2 separate regions of the Homo sapiens genome follow, and region 2 is linked to region 1. A link is a loop called in an ENCODE intact Hi-C map of the cell type or tissue named here. Cell type or tissue: GM12878. All regions are shown on one strand. Links, peaks and the distances in the headings refer to the core of each region. The heading gives the core; the rest is flanking DNA.

Region 1 (11,920 bases), core at 1,405-9,404:
TATATCTTGAAACAAAACATCAGAGTACATAAAAATTGCACAATTTTAGTGGCTGTTTCATGCTTCTTCCCAAAAGTCTTAGGTTATACATCAGCTCCCTACTACTTTGAGGAATGCTTCATTGGAAGAATCTTAGACTTTCTATTTTCATTCATATGTCAGAAATGTGATCATGCCACTGCACTCCAGCCTAGGCAACAGAATGAGACCCTGTATCTAAAAACAAAAACACAATTTTTAAAAAAACACTAATATCAGATTATTAGGCCAAAGAGTTTTCAGTCTTTATTTGCTCCCTCCAGTCGTCTGAAGAACATGTTAAAATGTGGCTCCAGAGTCGGAGCAACGTGGAGCAATACATGTTCCTTGGTGGCAGGTCTAGGATCATGGATTAAGGGACTCTGTGGATTCCTCTGTGGGATTACAAACTCTGTGTGGAGATACCATAAGCTACTGCACATGTCAGGCTGGTCAAGTTGCATCAAGCCTGCTAACAATGACGTTTCTGACTAAAAGCCTAAGATATTTTTTTTTTTCTGGGGGGATGACTGTAAATTTCTCTTCTAAAACTTCCACACAAAACACACTGAAAGTGTTTTCAAGTGGCTCTCTCCTTCAGAAAATCAATGTCAGAAACTTAGACCTAGTTATCTTGTAATACCAGGTTGTACCATTTTGCTCACTTCAAAACTACTTTTATAAGGATTTGCTATTATTTTCTGGTAATGTTCCATTATGTAAATGTCTGGAAACAACTTTCTGTCAAACTCGAGATGCTAGATCAATAGAATAAGTGCATGATCTTATGTCTTGCCAGTTATCTTTCATTATTTGGAAGTTCTCTATTTTCAATTTTCAGAATTAAAAGAGGGCTTATTTTCTAAATACAACCTCGTTAATTCTGACTGTGCTTCTGTAGACGTTGCTGGGCCTTCCCCAATATTAGGATTCGGTGGGCTCTTCTAGAAACACTTGCCACAGACAGCAATTGGAAAATCAGCAGCAACTCTATTTGCTGCTGTATAATATTCCACTGCCCACACCTGAAAAGACAACCTTCATGAATAGCAGAGGGTAGCTGGAAGTTGTCCTGGTAATTACATAGTCATACCCCAGTCATGCTTTTGGGAATGAGCACTATAGCACAGTGGTTAAACATGTGGTCTTTAGTATCGAGCAGATCTAGGCAAATTTATGCTGTGCCACCAAGTTTAATTGTGGGCACATTACTGAAGTAAATCACCATTTCCTAATTTGCAAAATGGGTACTATGAGAATACCAATCTTACAAGTTTCTTGTGGTAATCAATTAAGACCATATTTGTATGATACTTGTTTATAGTCCTAGCACTGGTATTATGCTTATAGTATTCTGGTTTTAGACTTGTTTTGTTGTTGTTGTTATTGTTCCTTAATTTCTACCTATTTCTTTTTGGTAGGACTAAATTTTGAAATGGTCATCCTCAACATTTTTACTGTCAGGCTCTGAAACTTCCTGTGGTCCTGCCAAGCTAAAACTCCTTGTTACCTATTTTGACCAGCCTATTTGGCACTAGACTTTCCTATACCTTCAAGTATGGTTAGGTACTCTGGATTCTGATATCAACTTCATCCCATAACTTGCAGCCACACACATTTTTCTGCACATGAATTGTCCTTCATCTTGTTCCTTTGCTTGCTTACCACCCCAGCCATTACACTCATTGTTCAGCTTGGCCCCGGCCCCTCCTTGTTTACCTTGTTCTATAGCTGTACACCACCTAGTACAGTCTAGTGTATAGGCTAGTGCCAACCCCTAGACTATAAGATCATTCTCTTATATTACAGGAGCTCCTGGATTCTTTAAGTTCTATCATCTTTCTTGACAATATAATAAATAGAACACTGTATCTCAAGAGGAGAAAATAAAATGTGTATGACCTGAAGTCACTAGCTTTTCGACCTTAACTGACAATCTTTGGGACAAAGATTTTCATTTTTCTTGGCACATGCGCAATTGGTAATATTCTATATCCAGATAAGAAGCCATGAGTCTTTTTTTCTCCTCCAACTGGATTTATTCAATATTTGTGTGGTGGATGAGATTCAAGGCAGGAAATTAGGTTGTTTAATGCCAGATTTGCAAGCTGGTTGTTAAGAAGTCCCTATTCAGTGATTTCTTTAAAAGTTTGGGAGAAAACTCAGGGTAGATTTTAGATGAATGCATGCTGTATGAGGAGTGAGGTGATACTCCCCACTCACAATAAGAAGACAACACAACGATTTTATATTCTAGCCCTTGATCATTATCCAGGATAAGTATATATTAAATGCTTGTTACATTCAGAACTTTATGCCAGCTGTAGTGGCTCATGCTTATAATCCCAGGACTTTGGGAAGTTGAGGTGGGAGGATTGCTTGAGGCCAGGAGTTTGAGATAAGTCTGTGAAACATAGCAAGACCCCATCTCTACAAAAATAAAAATAAAAAATTTAGCCAGGCATAGAGGTGCACATCTGTGGTTTCAGCTACTCAGCTGAGGCAGGAAAAAGCTGATGAAACAAAGAGAGTAAACTGTTAATAGTGGAGTCTGGGTGATACATATTTAAATGTTCATGGTAAAATTCCCTCAGTTTTCAATATTATTGAGATGTCAATGTTAAAATGTTGAAAATAATGTTAATAAACAAATATACGTTTGTATCACCATCTCAGTGATTCACTGGTTTGGTAGAATTAACAGATTCATTGAGATGTTATTAATAGGAAAGGACTCATTAAAATACTTGAGACTGTTCTGACAATCAATAGACATAACGCTTTATGCACCAACAGATATATACACACATTCGTGTATACATATTTATATTTATATATCTTAAAGCTATTAGAAATTTGAAGAGAAATTGATACAGGCACAATTATCATTGAATACTTAGGCAAAACTCTCAGATCAGAAATATACATCTGAAGAACATTTTTATCCCAACCCATTCCTGATTTCAAAGTCTGTCCCCCTCTTCTGTCTTCATTTCATAATTATGATCCTGTAATTCATGAACGACCTAAATTAGAATCATTTGGAATATTAATTAAATCTGCAGATTGCAAGAACCACTGTATTAATCTCTAAAGGTTTGAGTCCAGAAATCTGCTCTCCTAGCAATTCTCATGTCTTGGAGCTTAGACCATTTATTGTGGTAAATAAGGAGATAAATTGTCCTATGCTTTTGCATAGTGTATATTAAATACTTGCTACATTCAGAACTGTATCTGACTTCAAATCGCAAGAAGACTCTTTCTTCTAACTCTTATCTAAAACATTCGCTCCACTTGATCATATACCTATTATTTATACTCAGATTCAATTGTTAAAATATATTTCTTCCAATAAAGGCTTTTCCCATTTTAGATTACATATAATACTGAAAGGGTTAGCATGATATTTATATTATTAGCAGGTCCTTCTGGCTCGCAAATGAATTGCTTTTGTAGTCTCCAATCCAACATCCAGTTGAAAGCACATAAAGACAGGAGGCAGGATGAGAAAAGCATGAGAGGATTGGGCATCTGTATGTGAGTGGAAAGGTGAGTAGAGCAAGAAAAAACATCTTTTTTATTTCTGCCAGATGAGTAAAACTTTAAGTCAGGATCCAGTCAGGAGAAAGAAACCACACAAGTAATTAATTTTAACTGAGAGGCCTTAATATAAAGGATTTTTAACTAGGTACAATATTAACTAAGAACCTGAAAAGGCAGTAAGAGGACATCAAGGTATCAATGAGGAAGCAGTTGCAGGAAACAGCTTCCACCACTAGGAGTAAGGTAACAAAGAGAAGATATGAGAATTATTAAAATGTAAACTCTTCGAGGAAGCTAAACTCAGACCACTGAGGAGGGGCTGCTTCTCAGTTGGGGCTGGTGTCTCTGATCTTGGAGGAGGGGGCCTCTTGGGGATGGGGTGCAGAACTCCAAAGGGAAGACACTACTTGGCTACTCAGCAGTAGCCAAGAATGGATAGATGGATAGGTAAGTGAATGAAAAAAAATGGTAAGAATGAAGCAGCTTTCATGATTCTGTGTGAATCGTAGGAAACGTGTTATGATTTCTCATTATAAGTTGAGAGATAGTGTGATAGATAATTTTATGTGTCGACTTGGCTGGGCCACAGTATACCCAAATATTTAGCCAAATACTGTTCTGGATGGTGTCTGTGTTTTGAAGAGGGGACCTTGGAGGAGGGGCCTCATTGGGCTGGGGTGCAGATCTCTGAGGAGGAGTTACTGGCCTCCTGGTGCTGGTTTCTCTCAGTGAGCACAAATAGCTGGTACTGCAAGTGCTGGAAAAACCTGCAAACTGAATTAATATGCTGCTAGGGAAGGAACTGCTGCTATTGGAATAAAGAAACATTGCTCAGCACAACTGACAAGGGCAGAAAGCAAAAAACCAAACCGGGAGGAGTCAGTCCCTCCTTCTGCCAGCCTTGAGCCTCCCTCTACCTCCCCCTCTTGGTAGAGCCTTACAAGAAGCCAGCTGTCACAGCAGAGGTGGTTGCAGAGTTCCAGATAACAGATGACAAGGGCAATTGCCAATTATAATTGAATCACAGGGATCAATTCCAGAGCATCCTCTTTTCCCACAGTTCAGCTGACCAGGACTTCACGCAGACATGTGTCAGGATGTAAAAATGATCTGATTCTAATTAAGGCATAGTTTTTTTTTTATATCATTAACGCTAGGTTTGTACACTCTCATTCATTTTCCAAAATAAAATACTATTATTCATAGGGTTTGAGATTCAAGGTGAACTCAAGAAGTACCCATCCATATGCACAAAAGATTAAGATTTGCATAATTTACAGAAAGTTCTGCAACATTAAAATTCCATTTATTAACTATGAGGCACAGTATAAATGTTTAAGGGAAAATACCTAGCAGAGCATATGTTGTATTAACACCCTGAAAATGTCTGTGATATGGAAGTCCAGGTTCATTTCAGAGGCATTCTGCACAGTAGATTTGTTGTTATGCATAGTGTTATATTGCATTTCATTGCCTTGTGCTACAAGCTGCCTTAGAGAGAGAATTAGAGAAGAAATGACTTTTTAGGCTTTCATCAAACCCAATGATTATTTTCTGTACCTATGGCAAACATAAGAAATTCTCTCAAATAATTTTTCCTTTTGGTTCCTGAAGTCACTGACAGATCCTTGAAAAGCCCATTTTATTTCTTCCTGTTTGTTTTTGAGACAATAAATCGAGGGGCCAAAAAAGTGCCTAAAAGTAAGAGATGATTAGTAAATCTTATTAACTGATATGTGAATGGATAGATGGATAGGTAAGTGAATGAAAAAAATGATAAGAATGAAGCAGCTTTCATGATTCTATGTGAATCATAGGAAACTTGTTATGATTTCTCATTATAAGTTGAGAGATAGTGTGATAGATAATTTTATGTGTCGACTTGACTGGGCCACAGTGTGAACAATATTTAGCCAAATATTGCTCCGGATGCTTCTGTGAGGGTGTTTTTGGATGGAATTAACTTTTAATTTGGCAGACTTAGTAAAGCAAATTGCTCTCCCTAATGTGGGTGGGCTTTGTTAAATCAGTTGGAGGCCTGAATAGAAAAAGAAGAAATGGGACTGACTTTCTTCTGAGTAAGAGAATTCTCCTGAATGCTTTCAAACTGAGCTATTGGCTTTTTCCTGTCTTTGGACTTGAACTGAAACACTGGCTCTCCTTGGGTCTTGAACCTGCCAGTCTTCTAGATAAGGACTACACCATCCATTCTCCTTCTCAGGTCTTTGGACTCAGAATGGAACTTCACCACTGACTCTTCTGTCTCCAAATTGCAGACTCATTCTGTAGGTCTTGGGACTTGTTAGCATCCACAATCATGTGAACGACTCTCTTATAACAAATCTCTCTCTCAATCTCTCTCTCTCTCTCTATATATATATATATAAAATGTATAAAATATATACAAAATATACATTTATAAAAAGATTTGTATTTATATTCATACACATACATCCTATTGGTTCTGTTTTCTGGAGAACTCTGACTAATACAGATAGTGACTCAAATAAATGAAACAAAGAGACAAAATGAAGAACCTCTTGGCTCTTCAAGTTGAACTTGCAATTTGTTTGATTCTTTTCTTCTGTGATGTTACTGTTACAATAATCACTACTATGACAAGCTGCCATTTATTATTCACTATCTGGCAACAATGTACTATCCATTTTACCCATTTTATCTCATTCATTACTTTTGAAACATTTTGAGGAAAAAAGTCCTAGAGCTGAGTGAATAATAACTTGCCTGTGTTACATGTTTAACACACCCTACATTTAAATCTATGCTCTTCTGATTTCAAACTTTAAATTCTTAACCAGTCATGGATCCAACATTAAACACATGGAATGCCTTTAGCCAAACACTTCTTTATTTTCCCTTTTTGGTTTCCTCACTCAGAAATGAGGCATTAAATACGATGTACTTTACTGCCCATTCCAGATCTTCACAGTCTTAAATTCCATGATTCTTAATCAGTAGTTAAAAAGAATGCAGCACTCCAGCTACTACTGGAGCCATGGCCATATGAGTGCAATGTCAAGTACAAGGTCAGCACTTGTTTAGAACCTCACAGTGCTGTGGGTGAGTTAGAAGATCCTCTTACAAAGCAATTTGGAGACCCTTTGACTACCCTCAAGGATTTTACCTATTATTCCTGTGTGATTGTTGCCTCTAGTAATTTTACACTATTAATCTAGCTAAGTAGATAAAATGTGGCCTTAGAATTTTTTTTTTCTTTTTTTTTTTTTCTTTGCACTCTTTCTTTCTTCTTTGAATATCTCATGGTTTGGTGATGTCTTTTTTATCCTCTGGGTCCTCCTTTCCCCACTGCACTCCCATCCCAAGGACCCTGACTCCTGGATCCTGCCCCATGTGCTTCACCTTTCCTGCTCTGGATGTCCTAAACACCAAGGCTTCAGCATCCACTCATTCTTTATCTCATTTATTATCCCCCTGGGATGCTGAAAACAAATCTGGCAGACTAAACAGGTTTTCCAATGAGTATGTTACACAGATTGTTAAAATTTATTGTTATCAAGAAAAAGAGGTTTTATTGCCAGGTAACTTTAGAAAAGATAAAATTAAACACAACTGTGCTAGTTTCCTTGCTGCAGAACTCCTCAGTGCCTTTAATGTGCAAATGTGTCCAACTAAACTTCAAGAGTAAGTTTATGTAATAGATCTCACATTTTATTTTATCCTGTAGCCCTCTTTGCTCAGTCCTGTAGGACTTTGCTTGGTCCTGTGGGACTAAAGTTCTGTGGAACACATTTTGGGAAATGGTAAAGTATACCCGACATATAAATGAGTAAGTGCATTCGCCTTTCTAGAACACATATTTAAAAAGAAATTAACTTTCTTTAGTTGATGGGGATAGTTACTGACAACTCTTCTTGCAAGAGAGCAGTCTGTGAGGTAATAACCAGTTAGAGAAAAGTCAAGAAGTTCTGAGTATCTTAATTATCACATGATTTCAAGAAACATTATGCTTCAGTACCCAGGTAAAAGTTTAAGATATTAAAGCAAATTATTCACTTACTAATTCTCAACAATACAAGGCATTTAATTTAGTCTTTGATAAACCATTTTTATAAAACTTAGTCACATCATGTAAATATCTCAGAGCCCAACTTCTAACCTGTGTCAAGTTTTTTGATATTATAGAAATGGTTACAATGAATAATCTGATTCAAATGTAATTTGTTACATATATATGCTATCTGTACCAGATAACATAAGACAAGGAAGTGTAGCTCAAAATCTATGCACATTTTTAATATTGATAGAGTGCTGAATTGTTTTCCCTTAGGTTGGACCAAGTCAATGTTATACATTTAAAACATCTTATTTTAAAAAATTAATTTTATTATGAGATTAAATATTTTATTTAATTTAATTTATTTAATTTATTTAATTTAATTTATTTAATTAATTTATTTAATTTATTTAATTTATTTATTTAATTTATTTAATTTAATTTAATTTATTATCTGGTATAAGCTATATAGACATATTCTTTATCTCCTTTTATGTTGTTTTAGGTTATTATTATTATTTTTATTCATTAAATACAAAGACTTACCTAGAACTTTTTTGGTTTTAGATGTGAGGTAATAATCTATTTTTTGGGACAGGGCATGGTGAGTCATGCCTGTAATCCCAGCACTTTGAGAGGCCAAGGGTGCGGATCACTTGAGGCCAGGAGTTCAAGACCAGTCTGGCCAATATGGTGAAACCCAATCTCTAATAAAAATACAAAAATTAGTCAGGAATGATGGGTGTGCCTGTAATCCCAGCTACTATGGAGGCTGAGCCATGAGAATTGCTTTAACCTATTAAGCAGAGGTTTTAGTGAGCTGAGATCATGCCACTGCCCTCCAGCCTGGGCAACAGAGCAAGATTCCCTCTTAAAAAAATTAAAAAGAAAAAAAATCTATTTCTTTTAACAGATGGTTGCCAAATTTTCTCAATATGATAATAAATTATCCATATTATCTCTACTAAAATCCAATATATTTGGGGACGTTATTTCTAGGTTTTCTAGTTTGTCTGTTTATGCACCGGTACTATATTGTCCTAATTATCTTAGCTCTGATTATATTTTATTATGTTAAATTTCTAAATTATGTTGCCTTATTTTCATATAAACTTTAGGATCACTTTCCAGTTATTAAAAAAAATTAGTATTTTTGTTTGGATTACATAAATTTTTAGAACAATTTAGAAATAATTCACATAGTTGGAGTGTTGAATATTTTTATCCAAGAACACAGCATGTCAAGTAATTAATTTTTGGACTTCCTAAACAGCAATTTATTAAAATGTAAGCGTTATTTGGATTCTGCATAAATCTTTCACTAATTCATATACTTCAGTTACAACAAGCCTGACTCATAAACAGTATAATACAAATATTTTATTAATTATTATCATAGGAGGAGTTATTACTTTTATCATAATTTCTTGGATTTGATAGGGTTTGTTGGTAACCCAGGTCTTGTTTGCAGATATTTTATATCTTAATGGCCAGCTATTCAACTGATATATTATTTTCAATGACTAGAACTTGTTCATAGAGAAAGACATATCTTCAGCAAAAGGGCTAATTCTGGAAAATTCATGTATACAGGGCAAATTAAAATCATTAGAAACAAAATACACAATTGAGAAATGGTTGATCATAATGGAAATTTGACTTGTAAAAATGTGAATCTTTAAAAAGCAGAACATGTTTGAGGATTTCTGTTGGATTTTAAAGCTTCGATTAATGCTATTTGATTATCAATGGCATAGAAAGGAAGCAGAGCCAATTCTAAATAAAATAATGATGTATATAATCTGCTTATCTATAATTAGAGCTAGGCACTAATATTTGGCAATGGTTTTAAATAGTTTCCTGATACTCTCCAGGGTTGATCTGTTAATTAGCTGATAGGTAAATTGGTTAGAAAATAAGTTGTTTGAAATACTTTTTCATCACTGGTCTCATATTGTATGGAGGGTGACGAAGAAAATTCCTGACAGCTGAGATGTGGGGAGATAAGACTAAAAAGCAAAGGGGGAAGATATGGTATCTGCGGACTTAGCTCTTGGCAAGACCTATTCCCTATGTTTAGCATATGGCACTGTCTTGCTCTGGGGCACAGGCCTTTATGCCCTCATAGTAATCTTTGACATTAGCTTTTTTAGTGGCTTGCATTGGACATCCACTGTTGGAGTTCAAAAATAACTTAGGTTCCTTTTTTCTCTTCCCTGTCTGGGTTCTGAACATGCTGAGACATGAAGAGTAGGAAAGCTAAGAGATTAAATATCAGCATCATTCTTCAGAAAGGCTAAGAAACAGTCACTTTGCTGTGGAAGCCAAATGGGCCACTTACTTGAATACCAGGAGCAGGCAGATATACCAAAGGAGACATGATCATCCAAAGCCCACATAAGAGCTGGTCCCTGGAGAAGCAGGCAAAAATATTCCCTTTCTGAGTTTGACTCACTTTCAAGGAGAAGGGCTTAGCTGAGTCAAGCATGCCCAGTTATACTCATTACATTTACCAAACAGCAATGTTCTCTATCTCGCCAATGAAAAAGCAAGGAAATGAGTACAGATACGTTTGGGAGAATCCTTATGAAACCTGGGAGGTTAAAAAGCTGCACTCCATGCAAGCATCCTGGTTTTTGTTTTGTTTTTTGTCTTTCGTGTTTTTTTTTTTTTTTTTTTTTTTTTTGGCCTACTTGGTCCCTAGGCCAAAGAGATGTAGGAGAAATGCCTCAGCAAGAAGAAACTAGATGCATTTTTACCCTACAATTTCTATGTTCTCTGATCATCTTAACTCATAGAATGAGATGCTCACTACAGATGCTCATTACGTTGAAAAGGCAGCAGGCAATTCTAGACTTTCCTTAAAACTTGAAATTTAACCAATAACAGACTTTTATCTAATATTTCTTGTTGTTAAGTAGTTAGAAAAGTAATTTTACTGTTTAGTTGATAAAATAGCCAGATGTTTTTCAAGTGACATTCTCCCAGTTAACATCTAGCTGACATAAACAAAGAAACTGTTAGTCATCAGAGTTAGGGCTATAGATGCAAATATTTGGTCCTTATCAGAGCACTAGTTTAGGAATAACATACACTTGAGTAGACTCTGAGGGCTGTTCTGATGCAAGATTTGTCTACAATTACATATAAGACAAACGACAGGAAGAGAACATTATATAAGGGTGGGGGGGGGCATCACTCAAAAGCCATTACACTCTGGAAAAACACACACACACATCTTTAGGTTAAGAATAATAAATGTCTGCTTGTTTAGCTATGTAAACAGCTATGGACTTTTTTGCTTTGAAAATCACATAGCAAGAGAAATAGTCACATGTTTTGAAGGAAAAGAATTGATAAAATGCTTACTTTGGCCTGGATTCCTTAGCAATCAGCCTCTGACCCAAGCAGGAAACACATGCAGAGTGAACACGCTATTGAAATAAAGGCCTGGGTATGAAATTATTCACACCCTTATGCCCAAAGGTACGTGTGTTCATAGCGTGTTCCTAGTTTTTCTTATTGATAATTTCTGAGGCTGCTGCTTCTTTCTTTTACCACTGATTGACTAAAAGTCCCTTCAAATTATTTATATTACATTCCCAGTGGACATATTATTAAATATCATACACTGAAAGACGAGATGTCAAGTCTCTCATCACTTTCATGGAGGTAGGAATTCTTGGTAAACTAAAATCTAGCGTGTGTTGTTTTTTTTTAAGACAGTTTTGTTCTCTTGCCCAAACTACATTGCAGTGGCAGGATCATAGCCCAATGCAGCCTTGATCTCCTGGGCTCAAGCGATCTTCCCCACTGTTTCCCAAGTACCTGGGACACAGGTGCATGCCACAGTGTCCTACTAACCTTTAAAAAAATTTTTTTAAAGGCAAGTTATTGCTTTGCTGCCCAGGCTGGTCTTGAACTCCTGGTTTCAAGCAATCCTCGCACCTCAGCTTCCCAAAGTGTTGGGATTACAGGCATGAGCTACCATGTCCAGCCTAGTGTGTATCATTATTGAGTGACTTGGTGCTCCTCAATCAACATAGTGGCAAAAACAGCCAAGTTGTAAGTGGCACATGCTTTATAGGTGGGAGAAAACCAACAAAGATGTATTATTCTGTTGATCTGTCTGTTAGAATGTGCCCAATAGTCAATATTCTTAGTCATAATATGAACATGTTTGCTTTGGAGCAAAACTATTGATTAAATATACACATAAACATATACACACACACTATATATATAGATAGATAGGTAGATAGATATAGACATATATAATTAGTGTTTAAATGACAAATACATGCCAACCATATATTTTTCTTC
Region 2 (11,920 bases), core at 1,379-9,378, 320 kb before region 1:
AAAATCCTTTTGTCACCCTTCTAACATTTTTTGAAATTTGGGAGGTAGTAGAATATGGTCATTGTACAAATTGTCTATGGACATGTCTGCATTTCAGGGGAAAAAATTTGAGCACTATGACACAGTTGATGGCACCACCCTGAGTGCTCAGGAGAATGTGCTTTTTGTGTCAAAACACAAGGTCTCACTCTTACCCAGAATATTCATGAAAGATGATAGTAATTAGGACTTTCTAATTAAAAGTGTCAGAAAAAATTCTCAGATAACTCACTTTCATAGAGTTGTAAGAAGTGATGACATGAGGATAATTTTTTAAAAAGAAAGCAAAGCAAGTGTAGTATGGGGGAATTCCTGTTGGCTGGACTTTAGAAAACAGGGCACTATTTGTCAAAAAGTGAAGCGTTTGTGGTAGGCCTGTGAGTCTCAGACTTGAGCATGCTTTGGAGCCACCAGAAGGGCTAAAAACACAGATGACTGGGCCCCACCCCCATAGTTTCTGATTTCTGTGTATCCGGGGTGAGGCCTGAGAATTCGCATGCCTGATAAGTTCCCAGGTGATGCTGATGCTGCTGGACTTGTGTTAGATCAGTTTTACCTGAAATCTGCTTTATCTTAAGTGGCAGCTGGGGAGTCTTTTAGAAACAGGAATTGTCAGGCCCATTGCAGAGCTCTGGAATCAGAATCTTCTGGTGAAATGTAGGTTTAGCAAGCACACCAGGTGATTCTTATGATGGGGCAAAGTTGGGAGTCATTGGGAGAGAGAGGACATCTCTGAGGCCTCTCCCTGGTTGGCCTCTATAAAGGAGAAAGCAAAGCTGATGGACCCAGACCAATGCCTTAGAAGAGAAAGAGGCACTCATTTACCTGGAAATACTCTAACTGAATTTAAAGTAAATTTAAATGAAATTTCAAATAGGGAGACAGTTCTCCACCAGGGCTGCATATTAGGATTAGCTGGAGAGGCTTAAAATGCCCACGTCTTGTCCATACACAAGGGCGAGTACATCAGAATTTATGAGTGTGGGTCCCAGGCATCAATATCTTTAATATTTCTCAGACATTTTCAGTGTGCATCCAAATTTATGAATAACAGAAATATGGAAGCTTGTAACTTGGTCTCCATTTTGCAGCAAATTAGCTGCATGACCAAGGGAAAATTTTCTTATAGAATCAATTCTTCTTGGTAAATGGATGGAGATGTGGGGCACATGAGAAAGGAAATGAGAGTTTGTTTGGAATAGATCAGTGGTTCTCAACCTTAGCTGTATTTTTGTTGTTGTTGTTTGTTCGTTTGTTTTGAGATGGAGTCTCGCTCAGTCGCCTAGGCTGGAGTACAGTGGCGTGATCTTGGCTCACTGCAACCTCTGCCTCCTGGGGTTCAAGCAATTCTCCTGCCTCAGCCTCCTGAGTAGCTGGGACTACAGGCACTCACCACCATGCCTGGCTAATTTTTTGTATTTTTAGTAGGGATGGGGTTTCACCGTGTTAGTCAGGATGGTCTTGATCTCCTGATCTCGTGATCTGCCTGCCTCAGCCTCCCAAAGTGCTGGGATTACAGGCGTGAGCCACCGTGCCCAGCCCTTAGCCATACATTTCTAACAAGCCCCCAGGTATTGCCCTTGCTACTGGCCTGTGGACAATGCTCTGGGTACCAAAGCTGCCGTCCAAACTGTCTCACACTGAAATGTGAGCCCAACTCCACACTTCAGGCATGATCATGAATCTCATGGGTTCTACCACATAGAAGGTGCAACCCCCACCAAAAAAATAAATAAATAAATAAATAAAAATAAAAATAAATTACTCATTCCAGAGAGGGCTTTTTTCTTCAAAGTAGACCCTTTGGGAGTTTTTGCCCAGATTGGAGGGCTGCTGCCTCTGACATGTTTTTACACTGATTCTTCGTGAGTCTCTAACATATTCTTTGGAACATTCTCAAACTTTGTAGCTCTTCAGTCCCTGAGGACAGATTAGACTTTTGGAAAAGCTGTATCTGGTGGAATAATGAATGGTGACATAGGGGTTATGTAAACATAAATAAACAAGTATTAAGAGATGAGAAATAAAAAGATCCTTCTCTTTGAAGAACACAACCAGAAAGGAACTTGGGAAATACGAGCAGAGATGGCTTCCTTGATCAGTGGCAAAGATTGCTGGGATTGGAGCATCTGGGGCAACTCATGTCCTGGTGGGCAGGCAGACAAACACCAGAGTAGTTTTTATAGGTATACCATCATACTTTGGGGTCAGCCAACTTTTATTGGTAAGAATAGTAACTATTTTCAGATTTGTAGGCCACATGGAGTCTCACAGATTTTTCTGTATGTAGGTGTTTTAACCGCCCTTTATAAGTGTAAAACCATTCTTAGCTTTAAAACCATACAAAAACGAGCCACTGGCTATATTTGGCCCATAGACATAGATTGTTACTCATAGTTTATAACTAAATACCAATGGAAAAGTATATCTATGTGTACATAATCTGTTGTGAAATAATAGGTATTAAGACATTTGAAAGTTAAATTTTCTGTCTTCAGGGAATGCTAAAACAATAATTGCAATTATTGCTTATTTAACTAAGCACTTACATTGATGAAGACCTCCAAATAGTTTTATAGCCCTCTTTTGTTCTCTCCCTTTCTCTAGGTGCACCTGAAAAATATTATTGGTGTTCACACAATGAGTATGCTTGCTAAACTTGGATCCCACAAAAGATTGCAGAGCCTATTTGAGGCAACAGCCTGGGGTTAAATAACGAAACAGCCAGCCTCTAGAGCACAAAACTAAACAGAAGCAAGTTACATAGAATTTCATTGCTTGCTTCTCTCTGGTACTATTAGTCAGAACACCAACTTAAGCTTTATTTCACGTAGCAGATTGAAAGGTCAGACTGGCCATTCACCCAGACTGATTCAGCGAGGGGGGTAAAAATGACCTACTGAGGATGAGAGTAAAACATTTCACTTGTAGAGAGTTGCTAAGGTGAGGCACATTTGAAGGGCACCATGGGGCTTGGCCTGCTCCTACGGGTGTTGGTTACAAGCATAACTTTGGCTCGGGGTTTGTGTACACTTCTGAAAGTGCAGCTGCGCCTTTCATCTAGAGCTAGCCATGGTCTCCTGAGAGCCTGAAGGTGAAAGCAAATGCATCTGTGGTCCACTACTGACCATGGCTCTGGACTGTGAGGGATGCATCTGCTGCCCAACAAGGCAGCAGTGGTTACTCGAAGGTCACCTTGGAAAAAAAGGGACTCCATGTGGCAGAGCCCTTTCTGAGAGGGCGTGAAATAACCCCAGGTGACGTGAAATAACCCTCCTGCCCACCCCCGGCACTGCTCTGCCCTGCTTTCTGAGCATCATGGAAATATTAGATTTCAGAGCTGAGCAAGGAGCTGTTGCAATTGCAGCCCTCAGTAGCAGTTTGTGGCCCATAAAAGGAAGAGTTGTAGGGCACTCAACAAGGGAGCTTCCAGCTCGGGAGAGACTTGTGAGAGCACTGGTTATCAATGAAAACCAGGAGGCCTTGTCAGACTGTGTATGTGTTTTGCAGGACACAGACAGGAAGAAACTAATAGTTGCAGGTATGATGAAAGTGGGGAGACCTTCCTGATGGGTTAGTGACATTAGATAGCCAGGAAACGTTGTTCATAAGTGGTATTAAGCAGAGGAGAACTTGAAGCAGGTGTCAGGAACCAGAGTATGAAGTCATATAAAGAAAGCAGAACTGGGATGAGCCTGACCACGTGGGAGGAGGATTTGAGAGTATCAGAGATGGTGCTGCAATACTTGGATGGTTTCGATAGCACTGTTTAATGAGCCTAAGACAGCAGATATGGAGAACTCTTTGATTTTTTCCCTCTCTGATGACTGAGGGATCTGGCCTACCACCTGGTCTGGGAATGGATGGGATTGCTCCCAGGGGAAAAGCATGGAAAAAGGGAGCTGTGCTTTGCACCCAAAGAAGCTTGAACTTATACACTAAGGAGAGAATTAAAACTTCATGAGAGAACATGGGGGAAAATGCAATAAAGATCTGAAAGAAAAGAAGAGGTGGCACTAGAGCTCAGGTAAGATGGAGTGAACAGGTTTGAGGGGTTGAGCTTGGAAAGAGTCCATGAGGCAATGCAGGTAATAGGAGGCAGGGGTTACAGGTTCTGAGGGCAGGGAGGGAGCTGTTAAGGGGAATGAGTTGGTTCAAAGGTCATTTCTTTAGTCAGTTCCCTGGTGCGGTCAAGGACAGCAGTCAGGTTGTCTCCCCTACCCCATATTCCCATTGCTGTGATTTACTTAGGAACCCTCTGGAGTTGTGACACAGGTTCCCAGGACTTCTCCTTCGGGCAGTAACCATTGCAGTGGCCAGACCAGGTGTTTACCAAGGGGCCAATGAGGACTAGTACCTTCTATTAGATATACTCTAGGGCTTTGTCTTGGGCTACCCATACAGACTGCTAAAGCCAGGAATGGAGCAGTAAGTGATAAGGAAGTGGATATCCAAGAAGGATACGGCCACAGATGAAAGGCTGCACAATTGGCCTCTTGGTTAGAGAGGCCTCTAGAGTGATCCTCCAGTTTCAGGAAGAGGTTGTTGATGGTGCTACATTGAGAGGTAAGCCAGATGGCAGTACTGACTCAGAATTGCTTCTCTGTTCACCTGCAAACTTCTTTTGTCAATGTTTGGGATGGTGGAGAATATCCTAGAGGTCCTTCTGGGTCTTCTGCTCCATGCCTATCTCCTCCTGGTTTTTTATTTGTTTGTTTGTTTTCTGGCCCCAGAACTTTGTGCTTTAAGGAGACCTGGGAGGGGCACATATTTTTATTCTTTAAGAACCTGTGCTTCTCCTCGATCCACTTAACTTTGATTTTACTTGTGTCATAAATACTATAAGTTGATACTTCTCTCATTTCCTGCTATGACGATGCTTTGGCATATTTGACAGGTCTGAAAAAATTAAATGGTTAAATCTCACCAAGTTTTCATCTAAACTGGGGGTTGGCAATCTTCTTCTGTAAAGGGATAGTAAGAGATCTTGGCTTGTGGGTCATATGGTCTCTGTCACAACTACCCAAATCTGCCATTGTCATGCAAAAGCAGTCATAGGCAATATGTATAAAAGGGTAAAGATGTGTTCCAATATGACTTTATTTATAGAAACAGGTGGTCAGAGGAAGAAAAGACCAAAGAACTTTTAGATAGGGTTGACAGAGTTTAAGGAAAAAACTCCTTGTCCTTATGTATTTCCCCAAAAGCCTGCCTGGGGAGCCTGAAATTTCAACAGTATATGGTAGTCCCCCCTTATCCATAGTTTTGCTTTCTGGAGTTTCAGTTACCAGTGGTCTGAAAATATTAAATGGAAAATTTCAGAAATAACTCATACATTTTAAATTGAGTGCCATTCTGAATAGCATAATGAAATCTTGCACCCTCTAGCTCCATCCACCCTGAATGTCAATCCTCCTTTGTCCAGCATATGCACTGTAGAGGCTATGTGCCCCTTCGTCACTTAGTATCCTTCTTGGTTATTAGATCTGCTGTAGAGGTATCCCAGTGCTTATGTTCAATTAACCCTTATTTTACTTAATAATGGCTCCAAAGTGCAAGAGTAATAATGCTGGGATATTTTTACAATTGTTCTATTTTATTACTAGTTATTGTCAATCTCTTACTGTTCCCAGGTTACAAATTAAACTTTATCGTAGGTATGCATGTTCAGGAAAATACATTATGTATATAGGGCTTGGTACTATTTGTGGTTTCAGGTATCTGCTGAGGTTCTTGGAAGGTATTTCCCATGGATTAGAAGGAACTACTGTTTGGTTTGTGTGTGTGTTTTTTTTAAAGCTCGAAAGGGCTCAGGAACATCTTAATTAGATTAAGGTGTTATATTACCTAGGAGAAGAAAATATGACCTTAGTGAATAGTTACTTTGATTAATCAATTAGCATCTTTTTCTAGGTAAACCAACAGCGATAAGAAAGAGCTGTACCCCAGAGGTAAGGGCAGATGGGAGCAGGAGGTAAGAAAGCACCCATGACAGGGAGGCTGCCTTGGAACTACGTTTATAGCTACTGTTTACAAGGTCTTGAACGGGGAGCCATGGGAGCCACAAGGATGAAAATAAAAATACAACCATTATCCTCAAAGATGTGGAAATTTAGTTGAAGATACATGATAGCTATGTGTGTATCTTTGATTTATACATCTAATTCCGTGTGTAGGTATCCTCCATCCATATAATAAATAATGGATAAGGCAATAGTATGTGGTAAGTTGCAATGGGTAGCACAGCCAGTAAGCCTGAAGGTGTTTGGAAGAGATCTATTTCTACTGGTTGTGTGAATGGGATGCCTTCAGCAACACGTGGATTTTGAATTGAACCTTGGAAGATTGCTAGTTTAATTGGCGGAGGCATCCCCTCCGCAAAAAAAAGAAGGCAATGTGGGACATAAACTGGGGACTCCTGACTGTTTTCCTTATTCTGTGTGAAGCGGGCTGTAGTCACAGATCCAATATTGGTTAGGATGGTTAGATTCATCCTGCATTGTGGATATGGCCTTGACTCCACACTTCCACTTGTCATCTGGAAATGTAGGAGACCAGGTTTTAGAGAATAGCTGCACTTACTTATTCATCTGGATCTTCATTCTGGAAACGTTCCTTGGCTTCCGTTAAATGTCAAGCACCGGATGGTTCAGTGCAGCCCTCCTGCATTGCCAGAGATGGATCCTGGAGTTTTCATCCTGCTAATATGCAGCCCACATATATGAAGGTCAACATGTTGTATTCACTGGAAATAAGTTGAGATTTCATTTACTTACATGAGATGCTGAAAACTAAGTAATAGTGGAGAGTTGCAAGGTTTTAGTTCCTCCATGTAAAGATGGAGAAAACAAAATCCCCTGATGCCTTTAGTAATTAAAAGGGCATTACATTCCCGGCATGGTTTAAGGTAAGACATGATAAGCCTCTCCTATCCTTTTCACATAACCACACATTATTGATGAGCCAGCATCAAGAAGGCATTAGGTGATGCTTTATTGTATTATTTTAAGCCACTGAGGTTTTTATATATGAAGGGCATAGATTTATGCTGAGTGATTCAGCTATGAAGCGGGCACATCAATTTGTTCATGAATGTGAGCTGGTGATTACCTACATTAAAGTCACCAGGGCAGACTGATCACTTTAATTTGGGCAGAGGCATGCAAACAGCATTTGCTAGTGGTGTGTGTATCCCTAAGAACACAGGCAAAAGAGCTGCTCTTCATCCCAGAAGAGCTCTAGAAAATGCAGATTTGTGTTTTTATAGATGTATAACTGTAGTCAAGGGTACAATGCCTGGTGGGACCATGAACAAATTTCTTCGTTGTACCATGTGGCAGGATGTTGTATAAGGTTCACTTGATATTAGCTGGTGTATGCTAATTTGATGATAAACTTATTTGATTAACTGATACAGAAAAGTTATACTTCCTCCTAATTCTAGATCATAGAACTGAGTGCCCTCCTATGTATGACTAAGTTATGACAAATTGAGTGGTCTTCTATACAACATGAAGAGAGTTTGTGGGAGTTAGTAAATTCAAAAAATTGGAATTCAGCAACTGTGATCCCAGATATGTGTGGAGGGGTAAAGTAGGGATTCTGTCCTGCAAGAATTCAGTCTAGCTGGGAAAATGTGAAGTGGCTACTTGAGCAATCCTGATTTGCACTTGTGGTTTATAGAACGAATAGTTAGAAGGACATTCGGATGATATGTTGGTGGAGAAGTCAAGAAGAAACAGTGTTGAGGAATATGGGATGCAATGCTGGTAGCACTGGAAAATTGGCAATTCACTTATTCCAGGGACCTTTCAGCAAGGACTATGGTCACAGGTAAACAAGTGCCATAACAATTTTCCTGATGCAGAAATTTCACTTCCGACAGGAGCAAAAACTAGATGCCTAAAGATGTGTATTACTTTGTTTTTGGTAATAGCAAACATTGGAGACTCCCCTAAATGCATGACAGCAAGGAATTAATTTACCAAACAATGAGGCAACAACATTAGGGAATCTTATTCAATAATTAAAAAATATTGGTTAGAAGTGTATATAAAATCTATAAAATATTTGGGATCTAACGGGTTGAAATAAGCAGTGACAAAAAGAATTATAACTTGAGAATTGTAACTTTATACAAAACTAAGGGGTAAACTACGCAAGTGATCACATAGAGCTCCCTTCGGTTTTTATCATTGTCTTCCCCTTGTTTCTTTTGTAAAACTCATCACAATATAAACTTTTAATGCATTACTTTGCTAAATTCTGTCTTCCCACCAAAATATAAGCTCATCTAGGGCATAAGTAATATTTTACTTGTATCTTCCATGTCTGTCATATATAGGCACTCAATATTTATTGAATGAGTGATCAATGATTGGATAATGTCATTCAAATATATTTTCACTTTTATAGTGACCTTTCAATAAATTGCATCTTATGGCGGTAACATTTGTCAAGTCATTACTGGGTGCTGGGTTAACTAATCTCTTATTGCAACATTGTAATATTTTATATTTATATTTTATAACTGAGACACAATTGAGGCTCAGAGATGCAACACGTCTCACCCAGCTGGTGAGAATAAGAGTCAGAACATAAACCCTGGGCTGCTTGACTGCAAAGGCCAGGTCTTACCAATTATGATTTTTAAAATTAAACTATATAGAATGACCAAGAGTGCCAGATGCCTTATAGAGGTCATTTAAAACAGAGGCAAGAAAAAGTGATTCCACTTCCTCCTGTCCCCCAGTGTACTTAAGCCCCCAGCTGCTGACATCCACTGAGCATCCTTCCCTGATCAAATTATCCCTGCTGTTTAAGTTTCCTCTATCCTGTAGAACTGCAGTGACTGTTAATCAGGCTGATAAACTTATGCCAGTGTGTAGCTGCTCATTTTAAAATGATTCCATAATACCTCAGCAGGAAAGCGAGACAACTCCTACAATATTCTTCTGGGCAGCCAGACTTGACTCTCCTCAAGTCCAATTTTGATGGTGGCCATTTAGCCTATTCCTATGCCCATCTTCCTGGAAGCTGATCATCGAAGGCTGAGCCTGTTTTTCTACCAGCTGCTTCTGTCTTGCCTCTCAAAGGTTTCAGGGAGGTTTATCATTTCCACTGTTATTGAATTGTGAAACTCCATCTGTATTATAGGAGTCATGTTCTGTAGGAACCTTGTGGTTCTCTAGAAGATAGGCATATATGTTAACATCTTCGTGTGTACTAATTACATCAGCACAGATAAATGAATAAACCTTCAGATGGAGACCGCAGCACTTTTCATTGTGATGATAGTTTTAGAGAAAAATGTTTTGCGTGAAATCTGTGCCACCATCCTCTCTGTGGTTTTATATGGCCACATGACTGACTATAAATTCAAGTAATTCCCCTTGAATTTATTTAAATAAATTCATTTTATTCTCAAATTTACAGTGATGATGAAATATTAACATGAGGAGCAAGTGCTTTATGGACCTTCGAATTGCTATTCTGCTTTATTTCAATAGTGTGTTCTTAAAACACCAATATGATACCTGAAGCTGTAAAAATTAATGAAATGATTCAGTGTTTGGGAGTTGAATGCAGTGAATATTTGCTGGTGTTTCAAACAGAACAGAATCACAAATATTAAAAAATGTAATTTGATTTCCGAGGCCAGAAAAAGGGAAAATGTTCTCATTTTTCTGATGTACTTCATATCACGTTGGAGTTAAATGCCTAAATACTTTATTAGCAGAGGTTTTTAATGTCTAATTGAAGCTCAGCCTTCCAGGCATTTTGGCTTTTCTTGTGAGTGTTCAAACAAGACTGTGGCTCTTTTGAGACAGAGCTGCTTTTCTGTGGCGGTGTCCACACAAAACTGAATTGTACAGCCACGATGTAGTTTATCAAGATCTGTGAGCTGTGTGGGGTTTTCTTTGTGTGATTAAAAAACATCTTGCCTTTTTAAATGGTCACTATACATTTTACTTTAACTTCTGGGATACGTGTGCAGAATGTGCAGGCTTGTTACATAGGTATACATGTGCCATGGTGGTTTGCTGCACCCATCAACCCATCATCTAGGTTTTAAGCCCCACATGCATTAGGTATTTGTCCTAATGCTTTCCCTCCCCTTGCATCCCACCCCCTGACAGGCCCCAGTGTGTGTTGTTCCCCCTCCCTGTGTCCATGTGTTGTCATTGTTCAACTCCCACTTATGAGTGAGAACATGCAGTGTTTGGTTTTCTGTTCCTGTGTTAGTTTGCTGAGAATGATGGCTTTCAGCTTCATCCATGTCCCTGAAAAGAACATGAACCCATTCTTTTTTATGGCTGCATAGTATTCTGTGGTGTATATGTGCCATATTTTCCTTATCAAGTCTATAATTGATGGACATTTGGTTGGTACTATGCCTTTGCTATTGTAAATAGTGCTGCATTAAACATATGTGTGCATGTGTCTTTATAGTAGAATGATTTATAATCCTTTGGGTATATACCCAGTAATGGAATTGCTGAGTCAAATGATATTTCTGGTTCTAGATCCTTGAGGAATAGCCACACTGTCTTCCACAATGGTTGAACTAATTACACTCCCACCAACAGTGTAAAAGCGTTCCTTTTCTCCACAGCCTCGCAAGCATCTGTTGTTTCCTGACTTTTTTTTTTTTTTGAAACGGGGTTTTACTTTTGTTGCCCAGGCTGGAGTGCAATGGCATGATCTCAGCTCACTGCAACCTCTGCCTGCTGGTTTCAAGCAACTCTCCTGCCTCAGCCTCCTGAGTAGCTGGGATTACAGGCATGTGCCACCACACCTGGCTAATTTAGTATTTTTAGTAGAGGTGGGGTTTCTCCATGTTGGTCAGGCTGTTCTCGAACTCCCGACCTCAGATAATCCACTCAACTCGGCCTCCCAAAGTGCTGGGATTACAAGCATGAGCCACCACACCCGCCCTGTTTCCTGACTTTTTAATGATCGCCATTCTAACTGGCATAAGATGATATCTCACTGTGGTTTTAATTTGCATTTCTCTAATGACCAGTGATGATGAGCTTTTTTTCATATGTTTGTTGGCCGCATAAATGTCATCTTTTGAGAAGTCTCTGTTCATATCCCTTGCCCACTTTTTGATAGGGTTGTTTTTTTCTTGTAAATTTAAGTTCCTTGTAGATTCTGGAAATTAGATCTTTGTCAGATGGGTAGATTGCAAAAATTTTCTCTCATTCTTTAGGTTGCCTGTTCACTCTGATGCTAGTTTATTTTGTTGTGCAGAAGCTCTTTAGTTTGATTAGATCCAATTTGTCAATTTTGGCTTTTGTTACTATTGCTTTTGCTGTTTTTTAGTCGTGAAGCCTTTGCCCATGCCTATGTCCTGAATGGTATTGCCTAGGTTTTCTTCTAGGGTTTTTATGGTTTTGGGTTTTACATTTAAGTCTTTAATCCATCTTGAGTTAATTTTTGTATAAGGTGTAAGGAAGGGGTCCAGTTTCTGTTTTCTGCATATGACTAGCCAATTTTCCCAGCACCATTTATTAAATGGGGAATCCTTTCCCCATTGCATGTTTTTGTCAGGTTTGTCAAAGATCAGATGGTTATAGGCATGTGGTGTTATTTCTGAGGTCTCTGTTCTGTTCCATTGGTCTATATGTGTGTTTTGGTACCAGCACCATGCTGTTTTGGTTACTGTAACCTTGTAGTACAGTTTGAAGTCAGGTAGCCTGATGCCTCCAGCTTTGTTCTTTTTGCTTAGGATTGTCTTGGCTATACAGGCTCTTTTTTGTTTCCACATGAAATTTAAAGTAGTTTTTTCTAATTCTGCAAAGAAAGTGAATGGTAGCTTAATGGGAATAGCATTGAATCTATAAGTTACTTTGGGCAGTATGGCAATTTTCACGAT

The links. Hi-C counts contacts between places; a loop is a spot of excess contacts. Peaks named below come from ENCODE experiments on the same cell type or tissue, not always from the same donor. Only the 100,000 strongest peaks of a DNase experiment are listed, where the experiment ranks them.
Region 2: a loop joins it to region 1, with 4 times the contacts of the local background. A loop is called at or near these places in 2 of 110 quality-filtered maps.

Annotation. Positions count from the first base shown.
Region 1 is chr2:80,848,454-80,860,373 of GRCh38, forward strand. No RefSeq gene overlaps it. Among named protein-coding and RNA genes, the nearest start is that of LRRTM1, 550 kb to the left of the region's middle. In GM12878, for the core only: a CTCF peak has its summit at 4,486 (motif pointing left); no DNase peak of the experiment used is centred there.
Region 2 is chr2:80,526,916-80,538,835 of GRCh38, forward strand. The region is part of intron 9 of CTNNA2 (catenin alpha 2); the gene reads left to right. Among named protein-coding and RNA genes, the nearest start is that of LRRTM1, 230 kb to the left of the region's middle. RefSeq lists a silencer at 2,983-3,032 and an enhancer at 3,493-3,622. In GM12878, for the core only: a CTCF peak has its summit at 4,613; DNase peaks (open chromatin) are centred at 2,876 and 3,696; H3K4me3 peaks cover 1,957 bases; H3K27ac peaks cover 3,006 bases.